Linked DNA regions of Mus musculus: all the other regions are linked to region 2. Evidence: chromatin loops called from intact Hi-C (ENCODE). Cell type or tissue: heart. All regions are shown on one strand.

Region 1 (8,000 bases), 400 kb after region 2:
TGGTCTGCCTATCCAATTGGAGAGAGACTCTGTACCCACCCCCTACTATGGTAGCCTTATCTTAAATAGTAAGTCCTGGAGGAGGGATGCCATGCTACAAGAGGGATGCTATGCTGTTGTAAAGGGCAAGTGTGGGCTCCAAGAAGGAGGGAGGAAGAGGAAGAAGAGGAAGAGGAGGAAGAGGGGGACAACACTAATAGTTCAGACACTTTACCAACATGAGAGACTTTATTCTATTTTTTTTCCTCTAAAATGCAGCCTCTACAACCAGAGAGAAGGTATCAGATATAAAGGGAAGATGTTCTTCTACACAGTCTAAGACCTTACCTGGAGACAACATGAAGCTGATCTCAGCACTCCATGACTTTTGGTCCCAGCAGGTAGGCTGAGGAGAGGGCATTTCTGTCCTCTGCATGGCCCCAAAATGACCTACTGGAAACTCACTGATGATTTAAATTTGCATCAAGCCTCACTTTAAATAATGTTAAGAACAAAATGCAAGCTGATATTTCAGCTTACTTAAAAGGCTTATTAAAAACACTAAATCTAAAGATTTTAAAAAGCTGTAATTGTCCTCATTGAAACTAGAAAAATAAATCTAGTTTGCTTTCTTCTTTTATGTTCCCCTTCTTTAAAAAAAAAAAAAACAAATTCATCTATATTCTCACAAGCATCATTGCTGTCTTTTTTTCCCCTTTCCATTCAAGGCACTTTAAAAACACCTGTGCCATTCATAGGCAACTTTTGAGCAAAAGGCAGTCAAGCTTGGGGAAGGCTGTTTAACTGATTTCCTGATGTCAGAGACAAGCTCATCTTGCTCTAAAAGTAAGATGGAGTTTGGAGCTCACGAAGAAGGCTTGCGGATTTTATGGGTCTGAGCTGATGAAATTTCCTGGCTTACCTGAGGCAGAAGAGACAACCTGATGGGTCAGCTTTTGGAGGCTCGGCAGACATTGCATACCCAAGCACTGCCTTCAGCTCCCCATGGGCAGATCCAACCAGTAGGGCCACATGTCTTGACCAGTTCCTATCTTTTCCCATAATGAAGGCTATTGGCCTCTGGCTTGGACCAACCCACCATGACAGTTTGCTCCATGCCTGCCCTGAGCCTTCCGTGAAGACAGCTCTGACCAGCAGTTAAATTGCTGAGTTGTAAGGATCTGAAGCCTGCTCAGAAGTTAAACACTCCAGGCATAGAACACAATGGGTTTTCAGAGCACTGGTCCAAGAGAATGCAAATGTATTGAAAGCGGTTTTTCTCCAGGTTTTACATAATTACCATTTATGTCTCCAGGAACTGTTTCCCCAGCCCAGTTTAGGGTGAAAGCGTTTTTTTAAAGACTTTCCCTGCAGATGACATATGAGGCACTAACCTTTTTTCATGTGCCCAGATGTTAAGTTCATTTTCATCACATTTATGCAAATTTCATTTGAACAGTAAATCAAAAGAAATCTTAAATCATCGTACACTATTTAAAAATCAACACTAAAGCCGGTTTACTCGCAGCTATCTCTAACATAAAGTCACAGCTAATGAGCTGAGCACCATAGTTCCTTTTCCCATACAATGGCTATAACAAGACCTGAGGTCCTCCACATCCTCCACATGGGAGCATTGCTACCCGTTCACTCTCAAGAGTCCAGTTTCCTCAGATTAACGATGCTCTGTACATCAAAGCCTTCCAAAAGTTTTCCAAACTTTGGGAAATCGGGGGACCCTCAGTCCAGGAGTCTGACAACCACATTAAGTGTCTATGTTAGGCCCTCCAATGCAAAACCTGGGCTCAGTGGCCATGCTTTCAGAAGCTGACTCTTTGTTGGTCAGGTTGGGGTGGGGGATGCTAATTCCTAGGGCGCCGTGTCCTGATTGTCGGGGAGCTGGGCAGAGTGCTATCATTACCAACAACTCAGCCAGGCGGGTAATGGTGAGATCAAGAGACATTTGCACCGCTATCAGGATGACATCATAGCTAAAGCAGCCTTCAGCCAAAGCCCTAGGCTCTCTTAGAGTAGAGGCCAAAGGGCTATGGGGGGAGGTGCCCCCCCCCCGCAACTCCCAGAGCTGGAAGCTGAGTCTCAGGCCCCTGCCATGCAGGGTGGTGGGCCTTGCCCACAGCCAAGTTCCCAGGCAGGCCCAGAAATGGGAAAGACAGCTGGAGTCTTCTCCAACGCAATCTACTTTCCCCCTCCATCCTGCTCACTGCAAATAATACTACTAATAATAACATAGTATGCATTTTTTTCAACAATTTGAAATTGTGAAGCCATTTCCCTGACCAGGGTGGAGCCGGCATGCCATGCCCGCAGCTACATCTCTGCTGTAGAATTGATAGCATTTCCAACCGAATTGTCAATCTGTTGGTGGTGACCCTCTCTTAGGCAAAACAGCTCTCACTCCATTTTTTTCAAGCAATAGAAACAGAGGACGCTGAAGGGGAAGGCAGACTGGAAAGGAAGCCTTCCTACTCTTGTTTTGGTTGCTTTTCTTCCTTTTAAAGCCCAGCAAAACACAGGGGCGCACACGCGAGCGCACGCACACCCTGAGACACAAACCTTAGAATAATGGGGGAGGCATTTGGCGACAAACTGCATCAGCGGCGCGGCGCGACAGGCAACCAACCCCGCTCACTCGCAGCTCAGCTCTCCAAGCCGCGGCAGCGACGGTGGCGGTGGCGGCGGCGACAGAGACCCGTCACCCTCCCAAAGAACCCCTATGCTCAACTCTCAACTGTGTCCCCAAGATCTCCTCTTCAGGCTCGCCTCAACTATGCGCGTGGCCCAGTCACCTCACCTCGCCGGAAAAGTGGAGAGACAGGGTTGGGAGTTGTGTTTAAAAAAAAAAAAAAAAACAGCAAAAAAACAAAACAAAACAAAAAGTTCCTCGAACATCCAGCCCAGCAGATGCAATTCTCCCGCCCGCTGCACACTCTCCCCGAGCCGGCCGGGCACTCGCCCCCAGCACTGCGCCCTCACCTCGGGGCGCGCGGAGGGCACCGCAGGGCACTTACTTGGCACTTGCTTTTGAGTGTGCAGGTCGTCGCGGTTTTCACTTGGGTTTTCAAATAAGTTTCAGGGAGGAAGGAGGCAAAAAAAAAAATCCAATTATGCAAATGGACTCCGGCCGGGGGAGGCGCGCGTTGAATCTGACGCTGCTACTGTATGAGTTCTTGGAGCAGCCCCGGCCCGGCAGATTTATGGGGGCGCGTCACGGCTACGCCAGGTCCCGCCGCCGGAGCATCTCGAAGTTAATTAAAGCGGTAATGTCCACTTTCCTGGCGACCCTCCGTGCGTGGGTTTACTATTTCACCCTCCAACACGACCCAGGAGGGGACACTGATGTGCCCCCCACGCCCCTCTTCTTTCTCTCTTCTTCCCCCTCTTCTGCCTCTCTCTTTCTCTCCCTCCTTTTTCCTCTCTTTAAGTCGCCTGCTTTGCACTCAGTGAACAATGAACAAAGATGTGAGTGATGGGGAAAGATCGCCCCCCTCCCAGCCCAAGCAGTGAGCGAAGCTGGTCTCAAAGTCAAAATCCAGTTGTTAAAAACTGAGAAAGAAAACCAGGGTCTCCACGCTAAGCTCCCTTTCTACACACACGTACACACGCACGCACACATATGAGCAAGCACACCCCACCCCAAGTTCACCTAAGCCCTGCCTGGAGACCTAGGGACCGTGGGGGAAAAGCCAAGGCCCCGGCGCGCGGGGATGCCCAACTCGCGGTGGACACGAGGGGACAGCAGGGACAGGGGAGCTGTGCTCGCTCCGGCCAAGATCATTTCCCGCGCCCCTCCCAGTCTACTGCCCCCACCACTACCCACCGGCCCCCTCCCAACGTCTACACCGAGAGGCCTGGCCCCACGGCCCCGCTCCGGCTGCAGCCGGCCGGATGCGCTCAGCAAACGCGGCCCCTGTCGGATTTCTGCTAAACTGCAGAGCGGCGGCGGCGACTGCCCAGAGAAGCGCAGGAGGAACCCAAGGCCAGCTCGGCGCGCACTCACCCTGCTAGCCCGCTAGTCCTAAAGCCGGTGCCCCGGGCCGCCCACCCGCGCGCACCTCAGAGGATGCACACGCACAGCGCGCTCGAGCCCCGCAGGCAGGGACCGCACGTAGCCGCCGTTATTTTCCGCTCAAGTGAAAACTAAGGCGGCTGACGAATCACGTCTCCTGCGAGGCACCCGTTAGACAAAACAATATCCTGCAAACAAAACCCGGCCACCGCTGCCACCCGCGCGCCAGGCCGGGACCCCGCCCTGCTCCTCCCAGGCCCCAGCCCCTGGCTTCTGCCCGCACCGACCCCAGCCTTCCAGGCTTGCATCCTTCCAGGAAAGAACTCGGGGACTTGAGTGTGCGCTCACCAAGAGGCGGACAAACAGGAAGGACTCACAAACCGGGAGTGAAAAATGGGGGCCACTTAACTTTCCACCTGTCCCTAGAGAAACCTTGCGGGGAATTTTCTCCGAAGAGTTGGTCTCTCTCTCTCTCTCTCTCTCTCTCTCTCTCTCTCTCTCTCTCTCTCTCTCTCCTTTTCTCTCTCTAACTTCCACAGCGCTAATTTCCACCTTCCCTCACTTCTCATACCTTCATGTATGTGGAGATAATCTATATTGTAATTGTTTGCAAAATTGCAACAGATGGGAGCATCGAGATCTGGACACTTCTACTTCTCAAAGAAAACCCTCTTTTTATTTTTATTTTTATATTATTATATTTTTGCCTAAAATACATCTCAAGTCCCGCCTACGACTGTTTTCCTTAATTCATCTTCAAATTTAAAATAAAAATGCCTTGAAGCAAACAGAAAGGCTTATTAGCGACGTTCATTCTCGCTCCAGCCTTGGGTTGGGCTGAGGATGAGCCCCCGCCCCCCCGCCCGCAGGAAAAAAAAATCTTGCTCTTCCCAGGACCACCCCCCAGTGGCCCCCTCTCCTCGATGTTACCCCACCCCCGCCCCCCTCCACACACACACTCGGCCGCACTCCTTCACTCTGATTGGCCTCACGTTTCCAGCTCGGGACTAGCCGGCTCATTTCCCTCCATAACCTGTTACTTATTTATTTATTTCTGTGTCTCAGGCCCCCGCGGGCCCCCGGGACCTGGGCCGGACTGGGGCAGGTGCTGAGGGCGACGCACGTGTATTCTGGCGCCTCTAAGGTCTCGAGGTCCTGGGATCGCCCCCCAGGCACCTCGGCCGGGCCTTGCGGGGCTCTTAGGACGCAGGAAGCCGATGCAAACACAAAATGGCAGGTCTTGGCCGCCCTCTACACCCGTAAGTTAGGCACCCCGTAAGCATCAGCTAACTTTGATTTTTTAAAAAAATAATTGCCAATTACCCCCTGATTCCGAGGTGGAGTGCAGATCGCACCACGTACGATGGCGCGACGGGGGTGGAGGGGGGAGGCGAAGGTAGCCGGGGACCGCCTCACCCCCCCCCCCCCGCCAGCCCCGGCACTGGAGCAAACGGGTAAAGTCGCTGGAGAAGTTTCCGCCGCGCAGCCTCCCCTCTCTCTCGGCTCCCCCGGCCCCCGACCCTGCGGAAAGTTTCCCCGGCCGCGAGCTGAGGCCGGGAGCGCAGGCAGGAGGCGCGGGCCGGGCTGGGTGGACGCCGGATCCCACTGGCGCGCTGAGCGCTCGACCCTGGGGACTCCCTTTCAAAGTAACGGTCCCGGGACTGGGGCTGCGGTGGGAAGGCGGCGGCCAGGGCGCGGGTCCCGCTCTCCGCCGAAGTTCTCCAGCGCCATTCGATGCCGGGTGGCCGCCTCTACTCGGTTTTTCTCCTCCTGTTTTTTTTTTTCTTCCACATACCCCCCCCCTTTTCCTCTTAACCCCCGCTGACAGCTTCTCTCGCCAACGTCACAACCACGGATATTTAATTAGACCATATTTTTTAATCGCGATGGGGTGAGAAGCAACCGGGTTACAGGCCTCGCCTGGTGGGGGGGAGGGGGAGGCGAAGGGGGGAGAGAACCACGCCAAGTGTCCAAACTCACTTTGCCACCTCCCAGAGATCAGGGCCGCCACCACCACCACCTGGCACCCGCGCGCCCCTCCACTCCGCCGCCCCCACCCCCAACCCCAGCCTCCCCACCACCTTTGTTTGCCTTACCTTAAAACATTAAACGCGGGCGTCGGGAGCAAACTCGGGCACGTAAACCGAGCGTTGTAAAAGATTGTGTTCAATGAATAATGAAACATGTCCACATGATTGACTTGATCATTTTCCGGGGCTGAGGGGGGACGGGCGCCCAGCTCGCGCGCCTCAGTCGCCCACTCGCCAGAGCCCGGCCAAGTGCTCTCAGCCCAGCCCGAGCAGGGCAGGCTCGCTTTTCATCAAGCTCATTTCAGAATCGCCCCGTTCATTGATACTCATCATCCAACCCCAGCAGACATCCCATCCCCTGCTCGGCCTCCCCCTATCTGGTAGGTGAAATGCATTGTACCATTAAAAACGCTCTCCATTGTCGCCCTGGCGTAATTCACAGCAACTAGATAGGTCTTTCAGCATTTAGCTTTGATGAGCCGGAGACTGAACCCTTGATATAATAATCTACAAAGAATGGTGTGTGGTCGTCCATTTTTTCTCTCTGTCTAGCAACTAAGAAACCATTTAACACAGCGCAGCTTGCTTCTGACCTTGAGCTCATGTAAACACACTTATTAAAATCTATCTATTCTCCAAGAGCTACATTCTGATTGTCAGACTCGTTACGGAGACATACATCAGCCCCTTCGCTTGTCACTACTTTGCATTCCTGCCTTTAACTAAAGAATTTTTTATCCAGCCGAGAGGCAGAGAGCGATTGCCACGGAGAGAGAGGAGAGAGAGAGACGCGGAAAGGGGGAGAGGAAAACGCGTAATTCTTACCTGCTCCTCAAACTATTTAAAGTCTGTTTCTTTTCTGGGGTGAAAAAAAAAACTCCCGGGTGAATCTCGGTGGACAGCGGGACGTGGAGAATCAGTCACAGCCCGGGCGTTTAAGGGAGTCATCAGCGATCAAATGACGTTGATCCGCGCTGTAACCTTGTGGCGTATTTAATGTAAATAAGGCCGTTATGTTGCCAATCGCCGCGATACAAACACCGAGAGGTCCTCAGCCTCGCCTCCCGCGCCTGCCATTAGAGGCGACTTTATTTACAGACACTATTTAGGAGATCATGATAATTCTAAAACAATACTAGTGCCAAATGATTATGAAAATATGATTTTAATTAATCACGTAGTAGGCAAGGAAATTAGCATACGGTAATTAAACTTCGAGAAAAACGTCATGCAGGTTCTCTGCCTTATGGGTCCAGAATAATCATCGCGGTGGGCTCCGAGACTTAATTACGAAACAAAATAACTTTTTTAAAGGCAACTTTGCAAGGCTGGTCCTCCAGGCGAACGTTTGGGTAAATAATACAAGCCAAGGTATCAAAGTGGGCATTTCAGTGATGGAGAGGGGAAAGATGGGGGGGAAGCCGAATAATGCAATTAAGAATTCTCTGTCCTAGAGTTGACAAAAGCGGGTGCCTCAAAAGCCTCTTTGTTATGGGATTATATAATGATCCTGGTGTCATTATGGAGAGAGAGAGAGAGAGAGAGAGAGAGAGAGAGAGAGAGAGAGAGAGAATTCAATAATAATAAAAGAAGTATGCAGAGACACCAACAAGCAGCTTGCTTTTAAAGAAAGGCTGTCATGTGGCATTGGGTGTACTGAGAGGAGGACAAGGTCCTACAGAGTTGACAAATAAAGGAGATGAGTGAGGAGAGAGAGAGAGAGAGAGAGAGAGAGAGAGAGAGAGAGAGAGAGAGAGAGAGAGAGAGAGAGAATGAGAATGAGGCCTGTGCTGTGCACCGTTAAGAAGGGATGAAGAGAGATCGATTATACAAAATACCCAGCCACTGAGGCACTTAAGCACTGATTCAGGTAACGCAGGTTCCAACTTGTCCGAACTAAGTTCTCCTTCAAGATGACTAGAGGATTTTAAACTCCCGGGCACCACCACAATACATCAAACGCA
Region 2 (8,000 bases):
GGGCAGACACCTGCATCAGAGGCATAAGCTTGGGGCTCAATAGGCCCTGCTTTTGGCAGCTGCCAATGGCTTTCATTTGGAGGTCTGAACTCCTAGACCCCAGACACTATAAACTGAGCTTCTGTCAGCTCTTTAGTCCCTGTGCCCTTCCCATGACATGGGCATTCTCCTTGTTAAAGCAGATGCCAAGATACCCATTGTCCAGGAAACAAGATGCTCCTATAGCTCCACCTTAATCCCACCATGAGATCAGGGACAGCCATGGGGGAAGTATGTGATACAGAGCATCCATCATTCTATTTGTTCCTCCTATTCCCCCCTGAGCAACCACCGTGCTAAAGCTGGCTTTTCCTCCCCTACGTTGAACCCAGTTCAGTCCATTGGTTTCCAGAAGCAACTGATAAGGTACAAATGAAAGTGGACAGAGGCTGTGGGAAAAGGTGGCCATACTTTTTTTTTCTAACACAATGAACATTCCATATTTGAGGACAGTCCAAACTGTACACACTCCCAGGTAAAGGGCACGACCCTTGTGGTCTCAGTGGCGTAGACACTCTTGATAGGCTCTCACCAGCCACCAGGAGGCAGCAGGGAGCCTCCCCGCCAAGCCTGCTGATTCCAAGCAAGGCCTCAGGGAGGGAAGGTTGTCAGGCCTTTAATTAGCTGGGAAGTTCACCTTCTCTAGTGGCCTGCTTATGGGAGCTAGAGAGCAAGCGGGAGGAAGAGCTCACACAGAGAGACCAAAGTGCCTGAAGGCAGAATTAAAGCACTAGAGAGAGCCCTGGAGTGGGGTTGAGTGAAAGTTGCCCCAGCAGAGGACTTTGTAGAAGCCCATAGCAGGTAGCCTCAGAGGCACAGCCTCTGCACACCTGTGTGTGTGGGCTTAGGGAAACCTCCTTTGGCTGTCAGTCCCTTGTTTGTGTTAGTCTCTGTCATTGCAGCATATTTCTGAGGGGAAAAAAAATAACCCTAATGAGGAAAGAATTCTTTTGGCTCTCGGTTTTAGAGGTCTTGGTGGGTGACCGGCTGGCTCCAATGCTCTAGCCTTGAGAGGTGTGACCAACATGTGTGGCAGAGGAAACTGCTAAAACTACTACAGGTAAGAGCAATGAAGGAGACCGGGTCCACGACCCTCTTGACCCTTTGACCCATTTCCTCCAGTTTGGCTTCACTTCCTAGTTTCTATCACTTCCCAGTGAGGACATCAAATTCTCTAAACTCATGAATGCATTAACCCTTTGATGAAGGTGGAGTCCACGAGAACCAGCCACTTCTGAAGGTCCCTGGCACTACAAGAGCTCTGGGAACCAAGCCTACTGGAGGCTTTGGGGGGCAGCACACTGCCATCTGAGGCTGGATTCAGGCTGGGCAGAACACTTCAGTGTGAAGGGGCCTAGGCAAGAGAGAGCCATCTCCTCGGGATAACATCTCTTGGTGAATTCTTTCCTCTGTCCAGGGCATTCCATGTTTTCTTTTTTTTTTCTCCCAGAAGACACAGAAACCTGGATATATAAGTTAAAGAACACAACACTTCAGGCTGTTTGCAACTAATTGAAAACAAAAGTGTAAATATGGCATGGGCCAAAGGAAACACATCTGTGTGCCGAAGGCAGCCAGCAGGCCACCGGTGGGCTCCTGGTGTCCTCTTGGAGCCTTGGAGGGGCTTCGCTCAGCTTTTCCCACCTCATACGGAGGAGCAGCAAGGAGAAGCTGTAGCTAAGGTTTATGGACAGCAAACCTGGGCAGGACTCGGAAGGCAACGTGAACCAAGGAAGCTTGGGCTCTTCCCAGCCCTACCGAGGGCGCCTGTGTTTTGTAAGATCCAGAGACTCGTGTGCACGCTAGGCTTGGCAAACACTTGTATAAGGCTGGTGCTTGCCTAAGCCCGAAAGAGACTGTTCAGTTAAGAGCTCACTCAACCCGGATCAGAGAAGAGACACAAACTGGTTTCCCAGAATGATGGTTCCTGCAGACTTCCTCCCTGAAGGAGATTTTCCATCCCTAAACCTTTCGAGGAGGAAGGCCAACCCCCCCCCCCCCAGAGCAAAGGTACCCAATTCTAACTAAATCAGTAGCATCCCGAGGAAAGAAATTTCTTCAGGAAACAAAAGGTTGAGCCCCAGGCGCAGAGGAAGCAGGAGGCAGATAGGATCCTCATGATGAGGAAGGAAAAGTTAAGTTGTCCAGAGCCCCTATCCTATCCAGGCTCACTTGCTCCTTTATTGAACATCAACAAACAGTGTTAGAGGCAGAAGGATGCAGGAGAGAGTGGACATACTCTGCAGTTTTGCTTCCGGGTCGGACTCCCCAGTCCCCCAGGCCTTGCCAGCAGAGACCCTGCTCTCCATAGTAATTATGGAGGACACCATTCCAGGGGGCATTTCCCTCCATTCCTGGCACTTACCAGTGTCAGTCTGTGCATAAATACAATTAGATTTGAGAGTTCTATTACAAAAGCCAATAAAGCGGGCCTCGGTAGAGATTCTAAAATTACTTAACTTTTCTTTAGAAAAAAAAATATTAAAACAGCATTATCACATCAGTGTGAAGGAAAGACACGGAGATAATAAAGTTATGTTAAACCTCCCTATATTTACTCATGTGTGAAACAGTTATGTCTGGTCACATAATTGCGATGGTTCTGAGGAATATTTCATATTTTATAATGAACATTAAAAGAGTTTGTGGATCATTACTTTATACGAGTTTCAAAGTTATTACATAAAACCCAATAGGGATGGTTATAAATTATCCGATCCTCCGGCCTGGCCTTGGTAAACATAACATGAATTCTGAGACACTGTGGCAGGCAAGATTCATGAGAAGAGGTTTAAAAAGGAGTCCCACCCTCCCTCGCATTTTAAAGGGGAAGAGAAGACCACAGTGCTTGTAGCTTGCTTTTAATATTGTTGTATCTGTTTGAACCCCCCCCCCACACACACACACAGAGAGAGAGAGAGAGAGAGAGAGAGAGACTCTCAGATACTGGCCTCCCTGGTTCATCTCTCATTACCCTATCTGAGGTCTCCTGGTCATTGTGGAATTCTTGAACTTTTGAAGCACAGATTTAAAATAATGTACTTAGTAAAGGAGACTCTGGCCAGCTTGAGTGTGGCAAACAAACATGGCTCTGGCTGGCTCACCTGTGGGTCCACAGCTGTTTATTTTTCAAAAGAAGGAGATCTTGTCTTTAAAACCTTAGACTGCATCTTTGCTGAAGCTAGAGAATTGAGAACATTTTCTGGATCGTCTCCTGCAAGTTAGTTAAACACCGAGACTGTTAGGATCAACATAGATGTCTGTCGTTTGCTTGGACATACTCGTACTATGTTTTGCTCAGGGGAGGGGGACTGCAGTGGTGGTGGTGGTGGTGGGGATCCTGCAATTCCCTCTGAAAGAATCCTCAGTTCCTACTTGGTGCATGAGGAAAATTTAAAGACCAGGAGAGAGGTAGCTTGGTGGATAAAGACAGAGGAGACCAGAGCCTCTGGTGATGTGATGGGCCTGCCCTGGAGATGTTGTAGCCTGGGCACCCTGACGAGACTCCCCAGGGAGATCTTTGCTCCCCTGGTTCTCAGAACCGCTTCCTCCCTCCGCCCAATCTACAAACAGAATGGCTCTGTGCACCCTGGAGAGTGGGAGAGGGGTCACTAGTTAGTTCTGCACCTAGGAACCTCCTGAACCTGTCAGCTCTGCATCTTGCCCTGGGCTCTGTCCCCTTCCCGTGGAGCAGCTGTTAGGGAGGTTTTCTCAGCAAACAGATGTCTGCTGGAGAATTGAAGGCTGGGAGTTGGAGGCCAGCTCCCGACTGTACTTTGAATTATGTCTGCCTTGATCATTACGCAGTCATTCACATATATTTTAGACATCAATATTGTCTAGAAATATTCTCCAGTCCTCAATGCTATTTATATGCTTCGATTCTTCTCTCTGCTTCTGCTCCGAGAGTATGCTCCATGCTCTCCCAGAGCCACCGACTGCTTTCATATCATTTTCATAAATATTTTTATTGGGAAGGGCTTGCCATTTTATTCTAAATTATTTCTCTCCACGCTAAGCAGAAGCCAGCACTCCTGGGGTGCCCAGGAACCTTCCTAACCTGTTTGGATGGGAGCTGAGCTGGTTCTATGTGGCTTTAAAGGAAAGAATATCTTATGGTGTCTCTTCCCAGACAGGGAAAATTTTGACACTAACAAAAGATAGGTTATAATGATGTCACTTTGGTAAAGCCATGGCAGACAGGACTCTTATTTATGTTAGAAACACTGCTTTGGCTTACATCTGATGTCTGCATACAGCGTAAGTCTTGGGAAGGAAAAAGAGCTCATGTGTAGTATGAGAGAAATAAGAAGTACAGGCATGAGGGTTGGAGAGATGGCTCAGTGTGTAGAGCATGTCTGCTTTTACAGAGGACCTGGGTGTGGTTCCTAGCACCCACACGGCAGTTCATAATGATCTGTAACTCCAGCAACAGGGGATTCTCTGCTCTCTTTCAGAGCCCCTGCATGTTGGAATGGAAAGGCACGCATGTGATACACACACAGACAGGCAAAACATCCAAACACACAAAATAATTTACAATCTTAAGTAGAACTACGTACAGGACTTGAGTGAGTATCAAAGACTGAGAATATTTTGGAGCAGAGAGCATCACCCCGAGATCGGGAAAACTGTCCTACCTCCTCGCTCCCTCGCCATGTACGGGCTGTGCCTAATCCAGGCTGCCAATAACCTGATCTGGCCCTGGCATGAGCTGCCTCCCTCCCCAGCAGTTCTCCAAGCAGCCTCTAGGTGGTGCTAATACTGCATAGCTCCAGCTTTTCGGCACAATGAAAACATTAATTTGCTATGAGATAATTTTTGACGTAAATGTAAAATGGTGCCCATTCGAACTCAGTAATGAAGCATGGTGCTTTCTGCGGCTCCTAATTTGACTAGTTAAATGACTCCATTACGTGTCTAACAGACAGAAGCAAATAATTTCTGGTCAGTTGATGTTCACTTATCCGTATCATTTTGCCCTGAAAATAAAAAGTCTCTAATCTACAATTCCTTTGTCTTGGTGGGTTTTTTTTTTGGGGGGGGGGTAAGATTATTAAGGCAAATATACTTAAATAATTCAGGTTAAAGTAGTACAGAGTAACAATTAAAACGCCAGCGTGTGTGCCTAATAGAGGCAGCACAAAACCGGAAACCATTTTCAAACTACCCTAACCTTTGCCCTGTCCCTTGGTCTGGGGTATTTAACAGAAGACTTGAGAGCTAAAAGAGAAAGAATCCATATTTCCAAACCCATTGTCCCCTGACAGCTAAAAACGGGCTGCTGCTGTCTCCTGTTCACTCTGCCACATAACTTTGAAGATTTTTGGACACATCTCAGTGTAGCAAAAATAAAAAGTAAAAATAAAATAATAATAATAAAATACTGCTTTAAAAAATATCAAGTGATGACTAATTTTGCCCAAAGGGGGGAAAATGGTTAATATTGAATCTTAATGTTCCTCATCTAAACGCTTTTTTCTTCCTGCTAAAAACAAGTTTCGAATTAAAGCATATCGGCTTACACATATTGCATGCATATTAGCGAGACACAGCTGTGTATGTCCCCCTCTTAAGAGCCATATGATTAAGTTATGAGATATCATATAATCCAAACTCTTTCTCTATTGGTCACCTTTTACAGACAAAAGCTTTTTCGTTTTTAGGTTTATTAAATGACAGAGCGTCCGACTCTGTAAGTGTTCCAGTCGTTATAATGGAGCACCTGTGACTTTGATTCCCTTCCCTCCCCCCCACTCCTCACTCACAAAGTCCATCTATAAATCGCTACCAAAATGGCCCAGGGGCTGACTGGGGCCAACCCTCCACGTCTGCAGCAGCTGCTGGTAGCTCCTTGACAAGGGTGGAGACCTCGGTGTGGACCTGGGTCTCAGAAATCTTAGTAAACGTCAGAATGACATGCCCCAGCCATGCCACCCCATAACTCCGAGGCAAGGGACAGTGGCCTCTCTTCATGAAGAACCAGTAGTTGAGAGAAAGGAGCTCTAAGGCTCCAAGGGAGCTCTTAGCTCTCGCTTCTCGTGTGTGGATCTGTGAGGCACCGTCTAGCAGAGTACAACATGGTAACTTGAAAATATGGTTTAAATGATCGTCACCCTGCGCCACTCCCCCCCCCCCAAAGTAACAGGCTCTCTGACCTAATTAAATCCACTTTAAAGAAACCAACTGGCGTGTGTGTGTGTGTGTGTGTGTGTGTGTGTGTGTGTGTGTGTGTGTGTGTTTTGTGTGGACAGCCTTTATTAAGCTTTTAAAATCGCAAATCCCTTTGTGCGTGCAAACTCCAGCAGTTTCCATGTTCGGGTGAGGGACACAGAACACAGACTATGTCTTTTGATGTGAAACAATGTCAAAAGGACTAATTATGAGTCATACTTTCTTGAAATTTTTGTTGGCTGATGTCGCCTCTGCAATTGGATCCCTGCATAAGGCCAGCAGCTCTTGCCGGAGGGGAGAACCTGGCACCTTCTGTTCCTGGGCCATCACCCTGGCCCTTTGCTGTTATGTAGGTCGAGAACGCCCGTGGGTTTCTAGGAAGGATCTCACTTTTAAACTTGGCATGGAAGTTACAGCTGGAGAGCAATGTCGTAGCGCAAAGATCTGTCTACACTGTGCGTGCTGAAAGAGGAAATGAGGTCAGGAGGGGCAGAAGAGAAGTGCATCTAAGGAAGGCTTCTTGGGACCTCAGGTCAGGCTCAAAAGCTGCTCCTGTAGCCCATGTTCTTCACAGGAATGCCTGCTGCTCCAAGTCTCTGAAGACAGTGGCTGGCAGCTTTTAGAGGGGCAGCCCTTTATCTGAGTCCAGGGAATGCAGGCCAGAGAGGAAGCAAATCCCACCTGAGGCTGAGCCCACAATGCTACCTGAAAGTGAGGGAGTCCCTGGATAGCAAAAACATAGAGTTAGACACAGGGGCAGGTCAGAGGCTGCACAGGAATGAAAGTGAAGGAAACTGTCCAGGTTAGAGCTGAGCTCAGATGAAAGGCTTCCCGAGCAGCTCGTGGGAAACGTTACAACTCCCTACGACCCATAATGGGAGCCAGATTCTTCTCCTGGTGGTTGTCAGGGAAGCCCCAGCACCTCCCACCTCCCCCGGAACAGCTGAGGGTCAGCACTCTTGGCCCTGGATTAACTGCTATGAACCTGTGAGGGGAAGGAAATGCCTGTTCCTGAACCAGGGACTTAGCAAAACGGTCCTAGAAACTGAGTTGTGGTGCTTTTATTTTATTTTATTTTTCCTTGTGCTAGCAACTGAACTCAAGAGTCTTGTGCACACTAAGCATGCTTTTCTAAAACCTAATGAAGTGCTCAGCCTGGTGGCACACAGCTATATCCCCAGCACTAGAGAAGCAGAGGCAGGAAGACTGAGAGGTGGAGGATAGCCTGGGCTGCTGTGTACTGAGAAGATGAGAAAGAGAGACAGACAGAGAGACAGAGAGACAGAGAGACAGAGACAGAGAGAGAGAGAGGCAGAGAGAGACAGTGGCAGAGACAGAGGCAGAGGCAGAGAAAGACACAGAGAGGGACAGAAAGATAGACACACACATGGGGGGGGACAGAGACAGACAGAGAGAAAAAAAGAGAAAGAAAGACAGAGACAGAAAGACAGACAGACAGACACACACAGAGAGAGAGACAGAGAGAGACAGAGACACATGCAGAGGCAGAGAGAGAGGCAGAGAAAGACACAGAGAGGGACAGAAAGATAGACACACACATTGGGGGGGGGGACAGAGACAGACAGAGAGGAAAAAAAGAGAAAGTAAGACAGAGACAGAAAGACAGACAGACACACACACACATACACACACACAGAGAGACAGAGAGAGACAGAGACACATGCAGAGGCAGAGACAGAGGCAGAGAAAGACACAGAGAGGGACAGAAAGATAGACACACACACGGGGCGGGGGGGGAGAGACAGAGACAGACAGAAAGAAAAAGA
Region 3 (8,000 bases), 560 kb after region 2:
TAATCGGTCTCCTTCCCTTCGCAAATGCAGAAATCACGCTCGGTGACTCTGGAGTAATTAAAATGGGCCCTTACACTTGGACAAAAAAACCACAACGGCCAGAGTTTTTACAAGCGCTGGAATAACCGACATTTGACCGAATGAAACATTTTCTGTCTATTTCTCAACCATTATCAACACACAGATCTTGGGGAGGCAGTGTTCAACTCAGGGGGTCAGGGGGAGGCAGGCAGCAGGGGAGAAATCTGAGACGCTCACTGACAGGAGCCTCCTTGTCCTAGGCTTTACCAAACTTTGTCACAGAACCTTCTGTGCAACTCTTTTATGTGCTATCGGTGACATAATTCCTATTTTTTTCCCCAGCCATTATATATGATAAATAAAACAATACTCCGAAAACACTGCGATCTCTCATCAATGTCACTGTGAAAAGGGCCCAGATAAATGAGTCCTGGAATCACAGGCAGATGACATGGCTGGCCATGTATCATCTTCCATGTATTGAACGTAGTCTTTGTAAAGATAGAACGGTAATAAAGAGTGGTATTGTACGCTCTGAAAGGCTGTGTGGGTCTGTGCATGACTAATCTGTCTTTCTGCATTATTTTATTCAATCTTCTCTGACTTTATGCCTTTGACATTTTTGCTACACTCAGTAAATTTGAGTGAATAGGCAATTTTGAAGAATTTTTATAGGGCTTCAGAGAAGTCATATGCAGACTGCATCTTTGTTCAAATTTAACAGTTTAAATATTTCCTTTGTCTAGGGTGCAGAGTAATCTAGAGACAGGGGGGAAAGGAATGCTTTAACCTTAAGATTTTAACAATGTTGTCTGGCATGATTTAATTATTTAAAAACAAAACAAAATATTAAGCAAGAGCAGGCTCACAACAAAGGCACATCCAAACTTATTTTTTAAATATAATTTCATTATTATTATCAACAGAAAACTGACTGTTCTAAAAATTAAGACATTGTTTCTTTCCCCAGAATCTAGCGACATGGAGAAAAAAGGGGTGACTCTGAGTCAGAGCTCAGAGAGGGCTCACTGGACCCACTTCCGGCTTCTTCTTACTGGGGTAGTTGTCTGTCAGTAAATAATGACCTCAATGTAGGTCCTTAATTTGCTGTAAATCATGATATCCTTTATTATCTAACCTGGACCATTAGTTTGTCTAGGCCCTTCAGTTCAAATAATTTATACTGGAGATATGCAATATGAAAATCAAAAATTATTTCCTTGGCTAAACTGCGAAGTCTATCAGACCACTGCGTTCCAAGAGACTCTCTCCTCTCTGTTTAGGTTGTTTTAATGGTTTGTAAGAAAACCTGGAATTACTTGATAGAACTGTTTGAGCTAGCAGGTGTTAGCCTCGTAGCTTTAGCTTATAAACATGTTTGTAAAAGATGATTAAAGTATTTAAAGGGAGCCTAAACTTCAGATGACCCCAGCCTGATGGATTCATTTAGCCAATTCCATTTTATAGTATCCCTATCAAAAACACAGACCACATATTTCATTCTTTAGTGAATCAACTCAGAAGCCTACATCTAAGGAGGGTGGTGTTCTATGGAACTGAAGACCGGATACCCCTAGTGGGTGCTCCAGGCATGCTTGGGCAGCTGGGGAGAAGAGCACAGGGGTCCTGTGCTCTGATACAGAGAAGAAGCCAGGTCAGGGCTGAGATAGGACTCTCCTCCGGGCACCCTGGGAAATGAAAGGGACCAGAGCTGTTGTCTCTGGCCTCTCAGAAAACCAGGACCAAGCTGCCTCATGATCCTCCCTGCTTCTGACACAGGGTATAGGTTCCCAACCTCTGTGGCCAGCAGAAAGGCAAGAAGAAAGAAGGCTAGGTATGCATAGCAGCCACACCAGGGAGATCCGCTGCTGATTCAGTGAGATCGTGGGAGGGGCCAGAGCCCACTCCTTTAACATCCTCCTGCAGGAGGCTCCCTGGCCTCTGAGCAGCTCCAGCACATACGAAGCTCTTAATTCACATGCAAAGCAACCTAGTAGTCGCAACTAGCACCAGTGTGGCTCCGTGACGAATGCACAAGAGGACAGAGTACAGCTCACTCGAAACTGAGATAATAAATGGGTCTGGTATATGGGACCGAGCACTCCTAGAGCCACCTAGCACAGAACAAGATCTGGACTGTCGACTCTGTTTGTGACTTCTGCCTGGAAAATGGATAAACATTTCACATCTCCACCCAGGACTGAAGCCTGAATCACTATCTTTCTTCAGAGCAGACACAAACAAATGCTACTTTTTATCACTGCACAGCACTTGATGTAAGTTCATTAAAATGAAAGATTAGAGAGCCCCGGATGTAGGATGCTGTGATTCATGCATAATGCCCGGATAACAGATGCGGCGTCTATTATTTTCCTACCATATACAGGACCGCGCCTGCTCCTGCAGGAAGTTACCTTCTTCTTTAGGGTCCATTTTCAGAAGATGAATAAGCCACATGTACCTCTATGATTAGCTATGACAGCTGCCCGTTGATTTATATGACTAGAATCCTAAGGCAAGATCTGCTTTCTGCACCCTTTCCTGATGTAATGAAACTTTTAAAATAGAATCACCCATGGTCTCCAAAATAGTGGGAAATGAAAGGGTTCTGGGACTCAGAGCTCATACCCTTGTTATCAAGCAGGATGGAGAATCTGCATTTTTCAGAACTCTGGTCCTTAGCAGGGAAGCCAGGGAGGAGAGGCCCTCTCACCAGCATGCTTTTTAAGCCCAGCCTGAGCCCTGTATGCTTGAGAGCGTCTTATGATGCTGTAACTAACCTCAAACCTGGAGCAGCAGGGGGGCAACAGACCTCAGAATACAGCAATGTCATGCTTTCCAGACACTCTCAGCAACAGCATGAATGAGGGGGGGGGGGAATGGTTGCCTAGGAAACCCTCTACTCCTGGTAATTATTACTGTAACCGACTGTACACCCCACCTATAACAGAAGCGAATAATAATCTATCACTGCTGACTGGCAGCTTTCTGTCCAGGCCTCTGCTCACCACTGCTCCCTACTGGCGTGCAGAATTAGCTACAAGCCAACAGCCGGGCAGGGCAGAGGGAAAAAAAAATACATGCCTTTAAAGAGACCTTCCCCATCTTTCTCCAGCAGGTTTTGAATGCAGTTCAAACAAATTGCTGCTCGATCAATAGAGCAAAAATGAAAAGTGCTTTGTGTTCATCCACACAATGGGGGTCGGACAATCTAATGGAAGTTGGTCATCTCAATTAAAAGCAATTTCATATTATGACAGAAGCTAGACCCCCCAAAAAAGGTACTTAATAAGGTTAACAGAAGCTAAATAGCAGCTTATATCTTAATGACTCCCCCCACATACGACTCACAAGCTCCTTAATAGTATAGAATTTGATACTAAGCAAAACTGCTATAAATAAAATTCTATCTGGTAGTTTTGATCAATTAAACTACATAATTAACAAAGATGGTCCATCCGTCTTAGGTTGTCTAATTTGCAGTACAGTGTTAAAGTACCTCTATGGAAGACTAGTTTGTTTAGAAATTAGAGCATTCACAGTGATTTACTGGATTTGATTTAAAAGACACAGCAGGAGTTGGCAAAATTCACATATCATGGGGTTAATGTGGGTTAGAATGTAGCTATTTGTAATACAAAAATATTGCATACCAAGTACACACATCTGATTTCTTCTAATCCTAGTTCATCTTCTTTGCAGAAAGGCATTAAGTCTGCCAAAAACAGAAAAGGAAAAAAAAAAATTTTTTTTAACCAGCTGCATTTGCCACTCTGAGGACAGAGAGCTGCCATCTTCAATTTCCGGAGCAAGAGAACACTGGGTGGGGAGTGACTCACACGACAGCCACTGAAAAGGTGTCCCCTGGCTGACAGCTGCCTCCCTCCACCACTCACCAGGTCTGACTGGTCAGGACACTGCAACATCATATGTCCTTTCAGTCTGAATAGGTTACAAGGCTCGGGGAGTGTCACAAAGATGGAGGGCTGGAGGAGGAAGAGCCGAGCACAGCTGTTCCAAGAAGCTAGCCACATACAACTCTCAGAACCCCCAAGTCCTTCTGTGAGCCTGAGATTTACTGGCACAAAAGATCTTCGCTAATCAAGTTCATATTAAGCATCATGGAATTTTCCATTCCCAAGCCCTAAGTAGCTGATCTCATTATAACATAGAAAGTGATTTATCAAAATATTTTACTTTTAAAACCAACTTAATTTAACAATGCTCACAGCTTCTCCTGTTGTGATTTGCACTCCTTCGTGTAGGTAGTTAACCGAATAACAACCACCTTGCTTTTCAGGAAGCATCGTACAAAATTTCCCCAGTTCTTCAGGTTTTTGCAGAGTTCCGACACTGTTCTAACTTCTTCAAGCTATTCTCATTCAAGGACCCACTTGACAGCATCGTGAAGATGCAACAGCCACACACAAGTGTGAAGACACCAGCATGCAGAGCAGAGAATGCCGGGCCTTGCAGAAAGCCGCCACAGGCCAAAGGGGGCTTCACATTTTTTCAACACATTCAAGTTCCGAGCAAGTATTTGCAGATTCCTCCTTCCTGAAGAGGTTCTGAGTGCTGCTCCTCGACTACACCTCAATTAAGCGCCTAACAAGAGCCCCTTGAAAGATTTCCAGTCACTGTGGAAAATCAAACTTACTTTTCTCCTCTGCCACTGCAAGTAGATGATGGAGCCTACCCAGCCTGACTCGGGGTAGGTAGAACTCTCACAGTCAGCTCCTCCGGTGAGCCACTCACAGCCAAGCTACCACTGGCCTGCACTCACTTCCTTTAAGCTGCCAGACCCTGGTGTACGTGGGCAAAAATATCTTGCATCCAAAGAGATTATCTTAGTCTCCCCAAATCTATGCTGCTGACAACAGACTCTACCCTTGAACAACAGCATCACTGGGTAGGGGGCAGTTTATTGGCTCCGGCTCCAATGCTCCTGAAATCTCAGGACTCCCGAATACCTGGTGCAGTGTCTGACTCAAGCAGTTACTGATTCATCTCACTGAAGATGTGTTCCTCCAAAGTTGGCTCCTCACTGCTTGTCTCAAAGAACACTTTCGCCTTCTCCTTTCACCTGCTCACTGGGCCCGCCTTGCCAACTGAGGCAAACCACTGAGTCAGCCTGTTACTCTCCCGGGAAGAGAGTGGGATTGGAGAAGTGAGGGTTGGGGGGGGGGGGTGAACATAATTTCTGCATAGAAGGAAAAGCTCCAACATAGCACACTGTGCCACCCGCCCTCCTGTTAGAAAACTTCAAAAGGATGCTGGGTAAAATATTAACAGAGACTTTCTCAACTCAAAAGCTCTACTTGCCAAGAGAATTTTAGAAATCACCAGTAACTGATAAAAGAAACAAAAAAAAAAAAAAAAAACAAACAAAAAAATACCAGACACTTAAATCACTGTTACCATTAGGTTAGAACTTTATCTTGGTCCCTAAACACAAACTTCGTGTCTTAAAACCACAAAGGTGGAAGACAAGCCCTTAGGCTCAACTAATGAGTTACAGCTAAGATCATTTGGGAAGATGGAGCTGGTGAAAGACTCCATTGGGAGATATTTTCCCACTATCAAAACAAGAAAACTTGCTTCAGTCTCCCTGAGCTCCAAGGAAGACAGGCTGGAGTTTTCTGTGGATATGTGCTGTGGGCCTGCCATTACCAGGGCCCAGATATGAGCCATATAGCCTATGAGATAGTCATGAAATTAGCTGAGAAACTCCAAGCCATGGCCTCAACATAGAGGTCCAACCCAAAGCCCCTGACCTAGCGTGAGAAGGCTGCTATCCCAACCTCAGTAAAGCCACACTGATACTGGGACAAAAGGTAGCATAAGATTCAGGATACCCAACGGACGGAAGCAAATGGGGTGATTCTTTCTCAGGTGACACTGAGCCACAGCATAAGGAGAAGAAATCCAAGCAAAATAAGCTGGGGGGTGGGGGGGAGAAACAAATGAAATGCCAGCTCAAGTGTCATTAGGATTAACGTCTCATGGCATGTGTAGAAAGGTATGCTGAGGCTGAGTATGAATGTCCCCACAGGCTCAGGCATCCAACACTCACTCCCCAGCTGGTGGCACTGTTTTAGGAGGGTGGGGCCTAACTGAGGGAAATGGATCAGTGGAAGGTGGACCTGGAGGGTTATCTTGTGACCAGCTCTCTCTGCTTCCTGGTCCACAAGGTGTGAGAGTCCTAGAGGTACTCTCCTGCTGCCGAGAACTCTCCCATGCCCTTCCAGCAAGGATGGGCTGCATCCTCGAAAACTCCAGTCAAAAATCAGCTCTCCCTCCTTGACATTTCCGTAAGTGATCCGACTATATCAGTAAGGAAAGCTAATGCTGACATATCACCATTCACTCTTCCCAAAGTTGTAACTCCACAATACTCATAGGAACTCACTGGTAAACCAAAAATGAAAGCTAATCTATAAAATTACTAAAAGTATACAAAAGTATGAAAGTCCTGGAAAATAAGAATGTGCCATAGACAGGATAGGGCTAAGAAGGAACAGTTACCCTAGGGCACTCCAGGTATTTATCACCACTATGATATGTCACACTAATTTCTCAGACTTGACAAATGAACCTCACAGCACATTAACCTGAAGGCTGGCATATAAGACAACACACTCACACTGAAACTGAGTAAGAGTATATGAAAACTCTGTCTTAGAGTCCTACCTGTAATGCAATTCCAAAATGAAAGAGTAAAGAAAATTCTAGCTGAATACGGTGGTACATACCTCTAATCCCAGCAATCACCAGATGGAGGCATGAGGATTTTAAATTCAGAGACTTATCTCCAAATAAAATAAAAATTAACAAAATATTCTAATATGAAATTAAATAGTTATTAACTATAAGAATAAGAAAAAATATTACCTATAGCCAGGAGAAAAATCAGTGAGAATAGAATAAATATAAAGATAGCTTGGTGTGGCAGTGCACATCTTTGATCCCAACATTTGAAAGGCAGAGTCAAACTGATCTCTGTGATTTCAAGACCAGCCTGGTCTACATAGTTGAGTTCTAGGCTATCCAAGAGACCCTGTCTCCTCAGTGGATGGGGTGGGGGTATAAAATGATAGAAAACCATGGAATGAATATTTCAAGACATGAAAGCAAATAACTGCCAACCAAGATTATTTTTATTAGATATTTTCTTTATTTACATTTCAAATGTTATTGCCTTTCCTAGTTTCCCCTCTGAAAATCCCCTATCCCCTACCCCCTACCCCTGCTCACCAACCCACCCACTCCCACTTCCTGGCCCTGGCATTTCCCTATACTGGGGCATAGAACCTTCGCAGGACCAAGAGCCTCTCCTCCCATTGATGACGGACTAGGCCATCCTCTGCTACATATGCAGCTAGAGGCATGAGCCCCACCATGTGTTTTCTTTGATTAGTCCAACCAAGATTATTATACCCAGCAAATTTATCTTCCAAAATTAACAGAGAAATGAGGGTGTTTCAAAACAAACACAGATTAAGCAATCATGACGACCAATCCAGCACTGCAGAAAATTCTCAAAAAGAATCCTATAAAGGGAGAAGGAAGACCACCTCATCCTTAAGAGCTATGGAAAGAAAGGGGCAGGTGAACAGAGAGGAGCCAGGAAACAACTAATCACATCCAACACAGCAGATGAGCAAACTCCAAAACTAACTGGGAAGACACCCCCAAACTGAAAAAGGTGGAAATCAGCCCTAAGGAAACTCTAGACAAGTAGGCACAGCTATTAGTATAGCTGATAATGTAGACTTTAACACAGAGCTTGTCAAAAGCGATAAAGAAGGCCGTCACATGTTAGTAGAGGAACAATCCATTAACAATGATAGACATTTATGTACCAAGCACCGGGATTCTCAATGCCATCAAATACTGAGACGCAAGAACAGCCATAGTTCCTGACAGAAGAGGAGTGAGAGGCTTCAACATCTCACTCTTGGAATTAGAGAGGACTTTGT

What was found. Hi-C counts contacts between places; a loop is a spot of excess contacts. Peaks named below come from ENCODE experiments on the same cell type or tissue, not always from the same donor. Only the 100,000 strongest peaks of a DNase experiment are listed, where the experiment ranks them.
Region 1: a loop joins it to region 2, with 8 times the contacts of the local background. A loop is called at or near these places in 28 of 42 quality-filtered maps.
Region 3: it touches region 2 in a loop (14-fold over the local background); 14 of 42 quality-filtered maps call a loop at or near these places.

Annotation. Positions count from the first base shown.
Region 1 is chr7:37,766,588-37,774,587 of GRCm38, forward strand. It overlaps Zfp536 (zinc finger protein 536), which reads right to left and starts at 3,165. Exons shown (of 6, transcript NM_172385.2): 1 at 3,009-3,165. In heart, a CTCF peak has its summit at 3,939; no DNase peak of the experiment used is centred here; H3K4me3 peaks cover 5,776 bases; H3K27ac peaks cover 2,957 bases; H3K27me3 peaks cover 4,920 bases.
Region 2 is chr7:37,369,292-37,377,291 of GRCm38, forward strand. It overlaps a transcript of Zfp536 not described here. Among named protein-coding and RNA genes, the nearest start is that of Gm30483, 45 kb to the left of the region's middle. In heart, a CTCF peak has its summit at 576 (motif pointing right); a DNase peak (open chromatin) is centred at 4,740; H3K27ac peaks cover 584 bases; H3K27me3 peaks cover 335 bases.
Region 3 is chr7:37,932,046-37,940,045 of GRCm38, forward strand. No RefSeq gene overlaps it. Among named protein-coding and RNA genes, the nearest start is that of Uri1, 84 kb to the right of the region's middle. In heart, a CTCF peak has its summit at 3,044 (motif pointing left); no DNase peak of the experiment used is centred here.